Linked DNA regions of Mus musculus: region 1 is linked to region 2. Evidence: chromatin contacts called from ENCODE Hi-C data. All regions are on one chromosome and are shown on one strand. The core of a region is the stretch at or near the end of the contact, and the rest is flanking DNA. Distances in the headings are between cores, read along the strand shown.

Region 1 (5,660 bases), core at 1,114-3,613, 1.4 Mb before region 2:
CCACTCAGCTTTTTCTCAGGATAAGTAACGTTTCACCTTTCCCAATTGGCTTCAAGTTGGGTCCTGTTTGCTCGTGAAAGTGGGTTTTGACAGTCAGTAGAGCTGTTCTGGGAAAATTAAAAGAACTACCTGTCCACACTGACTTCCTGGGTTAGTGGTTTTAACTGGGGGTGAGAGGGTACGAGTCCCCTCCTATTCCAGTCTTGGGTACACTGCGCTTTAGGAGAAATGCATGGAGAGGTAGCACTGTTTTAGCAAATCACACACTGGTGTGCGTATTTGTGGGAGGTGGGGATAGAGGTGGATAATATACTCTCACTGTTCACATCCACTTCACATTTAAATATCTAGAATTTCAGTAGCCGCTGACTAGAAGAAATCTTATTACAAGAAAAATGATTATGGTGCCGTAGCTTCAGAGATCTGCCAGGTACCTGCTATTTCCGTTGTGTGAGAAATGCCAAGCAGACATCACGCTGCCTCTGTGATGATTACTTCTAAATGTCAGAGTGCAAGAAATGTATTCGAGGGATTTCAGTGTCTCCGGGTAGTGTCAATTTAGAAGACAATTCACATGAACTTTTTATTTAAGCATGCTAAATGAAGTATGAAAAGCAGGTTAAGGAATCAACGGAGAAAGGAAAGCAAAGAAGAAACCCACTGACCAGAAAATTTTAAGTATGATAATAGATGGCTGTACTTTTACATCAATTCCCATGGACCCCTTACTGACAGTAGGCTCCGGTGATCGCCTCCTAATCCTGCTGACAATGAAATCACGCTGTTCGTGTTATTTCGTTCATATCACACATTGAATTTGAAAAATTAAAACAGGATGAGGGCTATTCAATTATTGTGTGGACCATTTAACAAATATGACAAATAATCAAATTAATATTTTCCATTACTTTTAGCAGTAACATTGGACTTTAAACTGAAAATTGAATAACAGAGTGGTGCTGTAAATCAAAAAGTGTAATCTTTTCCCCAAATCTCTCTAACAGTTAATTATGAACCCACTGAACTTGCTTGAACTGCTATTTTGGAAATAACTCAAAGGAACTATTTTTTTTTTCTTTCTTCTAATACAAATTGGTTACATTATAGATAATCATGTGTTTAAATAAACCTTTATCTTTCTAATTATTTGCACAGCACGGTTCCTAATTGCCTGGGGTCACTGAAATCTCAGGGCATCCCTGGAAAAGCTTTTCTTGTCTATCTCATCAGATTTCCTTTCTCTTCTTGGAAGCCAATTTCTCTTCCTTTTTTCAAATTGCCCTTTTAGCAATAGAAATGATGATTGGGATAGTAACGTGGCCCAGTTAAAATTATTCTGACTTGTAGAAGTCAGTGAAAGGAGTCACTGAAGACCTACTTAAATTCTTTGATGAACTCACAGAATGTTATTTCTGATACAAACCAGTGGCATGAGACCTCCCCGAGTGAGCCAAAGGACTCTTGGGAGCTGCAGAATTAAAAATTTTTATTTTGGGGGCGGGGGGAGTCAAATGCACCTAGACAGAACTACTTACCACAAATTAATTTTGCTTACTAAAGTCGAGGTTGAAACAGATGCATCACTCATTCTGTTATCCTATTGTTACTGCGAGTGTTTTGAAATTTAGGTCAAGATTCAAAGATGGTGATTTCACCATTAAGCTTCAGGGATCAGAGAGGTAATAGACACATTATGTTATATGCATCGAATATCACCTGAACCGAACCAAACCGAACCAAATCAAATCAACTCAAATCAAATCACTGTAAAGCTAGTTTTTGGCTTTGGACCCCATCTCTAAGGAGTCTCATCTCAGTCTTCCCTCTTCTTCATCTTGGACTGGAAAGAGGCCCTGGAATCTAGACCTTGTGTGTAATCCCGAGGCTAGTGACCAACCAGGTCAGTATCCTGGAGGTCATTATCGTTCTCTTTTCTGAAATATCCTGACCACGAGGGTCACTGACCCTCATGAGGACATGGAATTTGTGTTTTGCTCACTGTGGGATCTCAGGACACAAAGTTCAAAAGCCTGACAAGGGCTCGTTCGCCTTGTTTGGCTTTTCTTGTTTGTTTAGGTTTTTTTTACTCTCTCCATTTCCTCCTAGCCTGGTGAAGCACGGTGGGTTCACAGCCTGGTTGTTCTTGTAGGGGACTTTGGGGCTTTACAGGTCTCTCTCTGATCCAGAAAACCACAGAGGCCAAAACTCAGAAGGTTCTGGGCGGACACATGCCACGCCCATAAACACGCCCATCTCCCCGCCCCCCGCCCGGCGCCATCCGCAGCCGACCTGGCTGTGAGGCCGGGGCGCCCCCCAGTGACCGTAGGGGAGCTTTGCTCCGGGAGGCGGCGGAAGTGGCTTTGGGTTCTGGTCGCACGGATATGGTGGAGGAGGTGCGGCAGGAGCTCTCGGCGCTGGCCGCGATCTTCTGCGGGCCCAACGAGTGGGAGATGTTGAGCTGTTCAGGTGAATACCCTGCCTCTCACCCTGCGGCCACTGCGGGGAGTCGGGGACCCGGTGTCTTGTGGCCCTGGACAGGAGTAGGAGGGGACTGGGGGGTGGGGTTGGCCTGCGCTTGCAGTGCCCTCCCCTGAGCTCGCCCTCTCCGCCCCCCTACCCCGTGCTCTCCCGCAACTAGACGGTGCGCAGTGCCCTCCTCGTGAAACCCAGCTCCTCCAAATAGTCGGCATCCACCATAAGCATTTGTGTATCACGTCCCTGACAACAGGACGCTGTAGTTGGTTGTCAGCCACGTGGAAGGCAGTCAGGAAATGCTTGTTAAGGTTTGAACTCTCCAGAGTTAATTGCCTTTGACTTTATTATTAATTTTTTTTGTTGTTTTACTTAAAAATATTTTTATTTTTACGTTTTCCAGGCTGCTGAAAAATGGCAGCCGATTCCAGACTTCTGCTGGACGCAGCATGGAGACCTTCTCTTCTAACCCAGGCAGGGCACCGACCCTCTGAGAGTTTATAGTCTGTAAAGCTATTACTATTGTTGTTATTATTAATTGTTTTAAAAAGCTAAAATTTCATTCTTGTCTTGGCTTCCGTTAAGGAACCCAGACGCTCCACTCACACACTTTTAAATTTTTTTTTGGCGTATGTATGAGTGTTTTGCATGCCTGTATAGACCTGTATGCTGAGTGTGCCTGGGAGGCCTGAATAGGACGTTCAGGGGCTAGGAGTTACCGAGGGTTTGAGAGCCTTGCCTTAAAGGTGCTGAGAACTGAACCCAGGGAATAGTCAGTGCTCTTAACCACTGAGTGCCCCCAATTTCCCCCTTTTGGGAAAATGTGCTGATGCAAATTATTCTCACCCTCGCTGAGCTGTCAAATATGTCATGTACATTTTGAGGTCAGTGAGAGCCATCCCTCTACTGTTACAATGTAACTACGATTGTAATGGCTTTTCTGACCATAAATTGGCTTAGCTCTAGGAAGACAGTGTGAGATGTGCTAGACCTAAGGAAGCTATATCTATGATTAGGAGGGCTTTGGGTTTCCATAAGATAAGTCAGTGACCCCTTTCTCCTATGCCTTCTTGCATGCACACATCTACAGATCTTTGTGGTGATTTGACGTTTCAGGCCATGTGAACTTTCTAGAAAAATGGAGTTGCTCTCTTCTTAAGTGCCTAGACCTGTCTTGTATATTTTTGAAACTTCCTTAAGACCCCTATGAAAGGATTTATTGTAGGGATTTGCCACCCTCTTGTGATTGGGTAGCATCCTGATCGGTTAGCATCTCCTGTCTCCACAATTCTCTCTATTGGTAATTGCTTCTGCCGGAGGCAGCTATTTAAAGGGATCACTCGTGTCTCCGAGTTCTTGTATCGTGACTTACTTGCCAATATCTGGGAGAAACGAACCTGTGATGTCCTATGACATTTTAAAAAAATGGTGGTGGTTTGCATTATGACCAATCAGATACTGTTGATAGGTCAGAGAAACCCCCCAAAAAGAAGTGCTGAGAGAGAGGGGGAGGGGGTTGTCTTAATACTCTGAACACTGCGGCTCTTTATCTGCTCTTAAATTGAGCATGACTTCAAGTCATGCCTCCTAATTAATTTAATTCAGTGTTCTGGCATCAATAAGTAATTGAATTATAAAGGAATTCAGTGTAACAGCTTCGGACATTTTGTTTTCTAGAAGGTTCACTGAAGAGTAGAACAGTTCAGCGATTGAAGCAGGAATGATTGACACACTCGGGAGCTGTGAGTGAGGCAAACACCAAGTGTAGCAGGCTTCGTGGCTTCTACCCTCGCTGCCAGCGGCAGTTCGGGTTTCAGGGTGTCACTCTGTACCCATCATTTCTTCCCTGGCCTCCACCAGATAAGTCTCTCCTGTCTTAAGTGAGATTAGAAGAATATTGCAGAGGGCCTACATTTCTCTGTAAGACAGGAAGACCTGGGTTGACCCCAACGGCCAGCTCTTGAGGCCCTGAGCCGAAAAGTCTTGAATAGATGGGTTCAGTTTAGTGGGGAGTAATTTCTTTTAAGAGTTTTGAGGGAGTTTGCATCCTGGCCACTCATGTTAGAGTAAGTTCAAAGGAAGAGGCGCTGTGTGTAACAGTCTCTTAGGGCTGGAAATAATGTAAACACCATATTCCCAGCTTGGGAAAGCAGTGGAGTAGCCAAATCAGGGATATTCTGTTCTTCTCCATCCCACGAGTCAGTCCAGGTGCCAGGGTTGGTGTGGTCACCTTGATCTTCACGTGGGTTTTAAGGAGAGGCTTGCTTAGCTTAGTTTGCATTGAGGATCACTGATGGTCACATAGATTACATCACCACCAAGCTCCACAGGGTTGGGTTTGGCACTGGGTCCCACTCCTCTGTAGGAAAGGGGCTGGTGCAGGAAACGTTCTTACAGTAAGACAATCCATGATGCTGAGAAAAAAAAAAAACAAAACAGTGGCAATAGTGTGGGTGGGATCCGGCTTATATTCAGAACAATCGAGTTGGTGGTGGGAGGTCCGCATTCCCCTTCAAGCATACACGTGTGTGGTCCCTTCTGAAGGTGTTATCATCCATTTTCCGGGTAGAGACACGGAGAGTATATGGCTGTGCCCAGTGCCTGTTATAAATGGAGTCGCAGTTTAGAAGCTATCTCACAGGATTAAAAGTTGAAAAAGAGAGGACTCGCATAACAGCTTAACTGCATCACACAATAGGCTGGCGATAGCTTCCCAGTGGGTTTTGTGTTTTATTAACACTGTTGTTCAGATTGGACTCTGTCCCCCTGCAAAACTGTTACAGTGACATATTGACGTTGTTTGCCGATGGTCTTGGCTGAACTCATCTCTCTAAAGTCCACATAGTCTTAGACTTTATTTTGAAAGAGTGCCACCTTTACCTTCCAGTCTTTCTAGTTGTTTTGTTTCCTTCTCTAAGAACGATGAAAGCATGTGAAAATCCAGAGACACCGTGTGTAACAATCTCTTAGGGTTACAGACAATGTAAACACCGTATTTCTTGCATAAAGCAAGTGTGTATGAGAGGAGAGTGTGTGTGTGTGTGTGTGTGGGGCTTCTGAGTGCTTTTCTGTGCAAAGGTTTTGAGGATATGTGAAAACTGGGCAAAATAAAGCAAGTAGAGAGACTGTGAGTTAGGTATGTTATGCAAATGGTTTCTTGGTGCACACTCAACAAATCCTAACGACCT
Region 2 (6,186 bases), core at 1,299-3,798:
GCATTGACTGCGGCCAGGCTGTCAACTGGACACCAATTTGGATGATGACGTCACTCTTAATCTCATTTTCATGAACTTCATCCTTGGGTTATGCTGACCATGTCCAGTGTCACGTAGCTAACAAATGGAACATCTCAAACGCGAAGCCAGGCTTTCATGGATATGTTTTTGTGGTATATAGCACACAGGGATTACAGTCTTGTCCTGCTACCAGATGCCTACAACTGCAGGTGCTAGCAGCCTCTGTATCTGTTATTTCATTCTGTACGCCCATCTTCCCAAAACAATGTATGATAAGCTAACCTCACACTATTCGTATATTAGACATAGCCAGAGATTAACAATACTAAAAACAGAGTAACTGCACAAAACATACTCAGGAAAGACATGGGAATATGTTTCCTGTCTTGAAATACTTGGTTGCTTGTTCACCTCCAGGGAAGCATTTTACGATTTCTTGACATATGACACTTTCTTGGCATACGGATTGCCAGGAGCACTACTCTCGTGCTTTGGGAGTTGAGGTAACTAAGGAACTCCTTCCTGCACATACAAACCTTGAGATAACATGATAGTTAAGCTGATCGAAGACACCTGTTCATTGAATAAGCTAGCTGGAAGATAGCGTGTTTAGCCTTGATACACTGAACATAGAGGTGACCCATGTCCTGACTGGAGAGTGAGATGGAGGCGATTTCATTATGCTTTACCTCAGAATGGTGCAGAATTTTAAACTATAAATCATGTCTAGATTTTACACTTAATATTTCCCAGCCACGGTTTACCACTGAACAAATGGCTTGAAACAGAAACCTCAGGTAGATGTCCAGAGGAGCCTATTGCTGTGTGCTGATACATCAGCATCATTCCCAACTTTAAACCCTTATTTCTTTACTACATTTTAAAATCTAGTGCTTTATGTGTCTTGCCTTGCGAACTACCTCACATATTTCCTACCGAAGTGTTGACTTAAATAAGCCAGCATATTGACTGTGCTGTGGTTTGCCCTTATACTTTATTAGAAGACCAACAAAAGGTTGTAGTTTAGTGAACATCTGACACTTGACAGAAGTTCTGCTCTTCTTGACCCAGATTGTCTTCCCTGAGATAAAACGAGAACCAATTATCAGTGTTGATTGTGCCAGTGCGAAGAAGATGGAGAATGCATCCTGGATCCCCTCCCTCCCTCCCTCCCTCTGGGAGCATACAGATTTAATTGTTGAGTTGAAACTATGTGAACAAAACCACAACCCATGAAAAACTATTATTAATGGAAATGATAATGGGGCCTTTACGTATCATAAGTCAAAAGTATAGATAGAAGGGAGGTGTTGCCGGAAATTAGATTTTTAAAAAGAATCGACAATCCCTAAGGCAAATCAAGACTATTTGACCAGGTGGTGGCTTGGAAACGTTCTTAGAGCAACAACAGTGCACATATGTGTGTGGTTGTTGTTGATTGCCTTTGAAACAAGGTCTCACTAAGTTTCTTCATCCTCTGGAGTAGCTGGGGCCAGGTTCTGACTTATCTTTTAAAAATAATATACAATCTCCCATTTAGTGAGGTGAAATTCCAGGTGGTAAGGGCAAGAGGCTTCTTGAAGGGGACGCGGCAGATCTGGAGGAGGTATGGAGGACACCTGGACAGACACAGTTGGTAAGTGCTGGAGGAGGTAGGGAAGAGCAAAGGGTGGTGCTGGCATTAGTGGCATGCCGGGAACATTTTCCGAAACCAAATGTTGCTGGGGCTATGATACAAATACATTAAAGAAGAACGGAAAACATGTTCTATGATATTAAGACCTTTAGTTCTATGGAAAAGTGATTTTTGTCTAGGCCGTTTTAACATTTTCATCCCCTGTAACTAATGCTAACTCAATTGGCCTCCTCTTTCCATATCCCCAAATGTTGGAATACAGGAACGCTTTCTGCCACCTCGCTCGCTCAGCGTGTGGCCATTCCCATGTAGGGATCTTGGAATATATGTTTTTCCTAACAGATGCACAAAAATTACCAACCCACATGAGAATCACCTTTTCTTCCTCTTGGCCTGATTGATTCCAGGTTTGTAAGCAAACACTAAGCTGGTGAGCAGTCCTTAATTAGGAGATGTTGTTATATTTTCCTAAGCAATGGATCTTGACCAGGGGGGTAAGCTCTTTGAGGATGAAGAATTTGTAAACGAGGTCTAGGATGCAGCTATAAAGTCTTTTTCTCTAGAGCTGAGAGGGCGAAGGGTGCCCGGGCCGGGCCTGGGATTGGTCCTTTGTGGTAATAATGCAGCTTGAGGTTGGAAGGAAGAGTGGAAGCAGCCTGAGAGCAGCAGGGTTGCAGTCCGGGCTAGCCTGAGGCACACACGGTGCAGGCTGCAGGCTGTCCCACTCACACCGCCCACGGAAGAGAAAGAACCCAGGTCAGCCAGCCACTGCAGCGGGCTCGTCTCCGAGGGCGGGAGGCAGTGCGCGCGCGGGCGGGCGGGCGGGCAAGCGGGCGGAGGCAGCCAACGGCGGAGGCGCCCACTCCCCCGGTCCCTGTGCCCCGCCGCTCGTCTCCCGCCGCCGCCGGGCGCCCGCGCGCTCGGCTCTTTCCGCCGCCGCGCGCTGCCCCGTGCGCTCCGGCACCTTCGGCAATTTCCGTCGGGCCCTGGCCGCCATTTTCTCGCCGCTTGTGTGGCTCGCTGGCTGCGTGGCTCGGTTCTTGGGAGCGAAGCTTTGTCCGGTTCGGCAATGGACGGGTAGGTACCGGGAGCCCGTGAGGAGATGGGCGAGGGAGAGGAGGCCGGCGAGGCGGCGGCCGGGATCCGGGTCGGGTCGGGTCCCGGGAAGCGGGGCTCGGGCGGCCCCTCCCAGGCCGCGCCGCCGTTACCCAACCCCCGCCCCATCACACACACCCCTCCCCGGGCTTCCCTCGGCCGCTCCGGCTACCGGCTCGAACCGCAGCCGCGGCTGGGAGGCCGGGGAGGCCTCGGGGCTGCTGTGGGGACGCGGGGCGGCCCGACTGCGGGGGATGGGGCGGGAAGCCCGGGGCGGCCCTGCCCCCTCGGGAGCCATGTCGACGCCGCGGGGAGACCCGAACCCTGGGGTGGCGGCGGCGGCGGCGGCGGCGGCGCGGGCGCGAGCGGGCCAAGCCGCGGAGGCCTGTGCGGAGCGCGAAGCCTGAGCGAGGCCCGCCATCCCCGGCCTCGCCCGAAACGCCGCGGCCGGAGCGCCGAGTGGGAGCTGCGGGGAAGGGGAGGGCGCGTGGCGGCGGGAGGGAGGAGGGCACATGTCACACTCCTTTGTTTTCATCCGAGTCTGGGAGCGGGGGCGGGAGGCCATCGGAATGCCTTTACCACCACCACAACGACAACAACAAGAATTCGGGGCTCGGCCCACAGGGCCCAGAAATTAAGCCATAAACAAAACCAAACCCCCATGAAGTGTTGGAGAGGCAGCATCAGTCACATGGGCAAAGGCCACAAGCCACGCAAGGCAGACAACAGATAATCCACACAGGGTTGGCCTTCCCCCGCCCCCTACTTTGATTAGTTTCTGGAGGAAAAAAAAATACAAAAATAAAAACAAACACCCCCCCCCCCACACCAGCCCCCCAAGCAAATATGGAACATGGATCAGAGTCGTGTTGCATCTTTGGAGAGGCTGGGCGTGAAGACCGGAGGATGCTGAGTGAGATGAGAGAGCTGTGAGAAGAAAAGAGGAGGCTCACCAATGTCGCGCCCTTGTTAACTCCACATCCCGAACGACCCAGTTCAACTCATTGTTCAGAGAAGGGGGCCACAGTTCACAGCCCACAGAGAGGAAGGGGCACGAAAAGAGACCCAGTGAACATGAACCTTTATTAAAATTGAGGGTCTGGATTTGACGAGTCTAAGAAAGTAAAATCCGAGTTTATTCAATAGGTTATCAGTCTAGAGTTAGTTATCTGGTGTTTTAGAAGAGATAATAAAAAGGCTTTAAACATCATTGCCACAAATTACCTTAATGGGATATTATTTACCACAGGAAATGTAGCTTTAGACATGTGAATTATCCCCAGACAGTTTTCCAATTTCCAGATTTTGTTTAGGTTACCAAAGAACTCACTCAACGTTGCTGATGTCAGTATATAAGCACGTTAGGAATAGTATAGTGTTTCTGCATTTTCATCTTGCTGTTAAAGGTTCTTAAAAATGATCATAAACTGACTGAAACGTCGAATGGTTCAAAATTATTTCTAAAAAAAAAAAAAAACAAAAAACAAAAACAAAAAACCTCCAGGTAAATAATAGTTAAAAAAAATTATCACTGAGCATCTGTGTATTGCCAGGGCCTGGGTAATTTATAAAAGATCTTAAAAGTTTTAAAGTTAAGCATTGATCATTAGAAGAGTAAGAGGTTGACACTTTTATTTTTTCCTTTACAGAATTGTCACTGAGGTTGCTGTTGGTGTGAAGGTAGGAGATTATGTTTGAAAGTAACGTGGAAACTGGGGATGTTGGATATGGTACCATTGTAAAGAGTGGAAAATTTCAGTTAGCCTTGACAACAAAAGCCAAGCTTAAAATATTTCCTTTAATTTGTAAAGTCAGAGTCTATAAACAACTGTACAGTTGGATATTGATAATGACCATGGTATGTTAATTACTTGATAATAAGCAGATTTTTTTTTAACCTCTTTAAGTAGTGTAAAGTGTTAGTTTAAAACAGTTGACTCTGATTAAAGTGAAATGTGTGTGCTAGGCATGAATCACACTGGTAATCAGTTGTCCTGACATGGAAGAAGGACACAGTTGCTTTAAGTCCTTCCAGCTTGAGTTGTTGAAGAGCTTTCTTGTGTGTGTAGGTTTTTCCCTCACTTCTTGGGTAGAAAAACTGCTCAGCCCTTACAATTGACTCCATGCCTACCATCTGGCACTTCCTTGAAGGCATAGACAGACCTTTTAGTGTCTTGGTGCATTACAGATTGGTTGGTTGCAAGCCTTTCCACCTTGTTAGGACAGATTCTTTGTCTTTTAACTTATGCCCAAGCCTGTAATAGGATTTCTCCTGTCCCTCAACCTTAATTATAAGTATAAATATAAAACCCCATGCATATAAATACCCTTAGGAGAACTGTAAGTGTACCTGGTTTAGTGAAGTTGACCTTCAGTATTTTTCTTGGACTTTAAAAAATTATGTTTATGATGGTTTAATCTTCAGAATAGGTTAGGAGATGTTACTGTGTTTTCTATGATAATGATCTAGAGGCCCATGCTTTAATATCGTGTAGAACATTTAGTTTCATTGACAGTCATGTTTTTCAAGTTGAGATATTAAGAGCTTTGAAGTCAGGAATAGGTCAAGAGTACAAAATGTCTTGATATTGTAGTTATTATCCAAATAGATTTCTTCTGTGAATTATATAAAAGAATAAATGATTACAAGGTACTTTGTCAAAATGGGTTAACTGATAGCTCTGTGGTCTTTTACTAGAGGATAAGTTATAAAAATGAGTTAAGTAATAGCTCTGTGGTCTGTTACTTGAAAATTGTATAAAAATATTCACTACCCATTCTAAAATGTTTAATATAAAATTTTGTAAAGTTAAAGTTCATTTTTTATCATTTTCTACTATATTGGTTAAATTCTTATATTGTTTGCAGCAGTTTGTACGGCACTTAAACTTTCTTACAAGTAAATAGTTGTAAAGAAAGTAATCTATGTGCGTTTTTAAAATAATTGAAACTGTAGTATCCATTTCTCCTTCATTCACAGTTCAGTTGCTTAGGTGTAGATGTGTTAAGTTTTTCATTTTTAAAAATTACTGATTTGCACATTATCATGCATTTCTTATTTTTTGTAGAATCCTGACCTTTTCAAATTTTTATTTTGGTATGACATAAACTGCCTGTATTTAAAGTATGCAATGTCTCATTTACACACACACACACACACACACACACACACACTTACACACACTTACTCGTATTTAAAGTATGCAATGTCTCATTTACACACACACACACACACACACACACACACACTTACACACACTTACTCGAGTGGGCGAAGCCACTACTACAATCGAGGTAGAAACCTGTTACTCATAGGAATGCCCTCCTGCCCCTCTGTTGTCCCCTTTGCCTTGCCTCTCCCCAGAAGCGAGTGATCTGCTTTCACTGCAGATTCGCTTGTATTTTTAGAATTTTAAATGAATGGACTCAGGGAA

Evidence for each region. Hi-C counts contacts between places; a loop is a spot of excess contacts on that map.
Region 1: a loop to region 2 is called in a map of regulatory T cell, with 4 times the contacts of the local background. The contact joins the promoter of Rwdd3 here to the promoter of Ptbp2 in region 2. A Hi-C loop is called at or near these places in 2 of 37 maps with a recorded cell type or tissue (T-helper 17 cell and regulatory T cell).

What each region holds. Positions count from the first base shown.
Region 1 is chr3:121,168,398-121,174,057 of GRCm38, reverse strand. Rwdd3 (RWD domain containing 3) reads left to right here and starts at 2,363. Exons shown (of 5, transcript NM_028456.3): 1 at 2,363-2,466. The coding sequence starts at 2,382.
Region 2 is chr3:119,779,750-119,785,935 of GRCm38, reverse strand. It overlaps Ptbp2 (polypyrimidine tract binding protein 2), which reads left to right and starts at 2,548. Exons shown (of 14, transcript NM_001310711.1): 1 at 2,548-2,734; 2 at 4,402-4,432. The coding sequence starts at 2,727.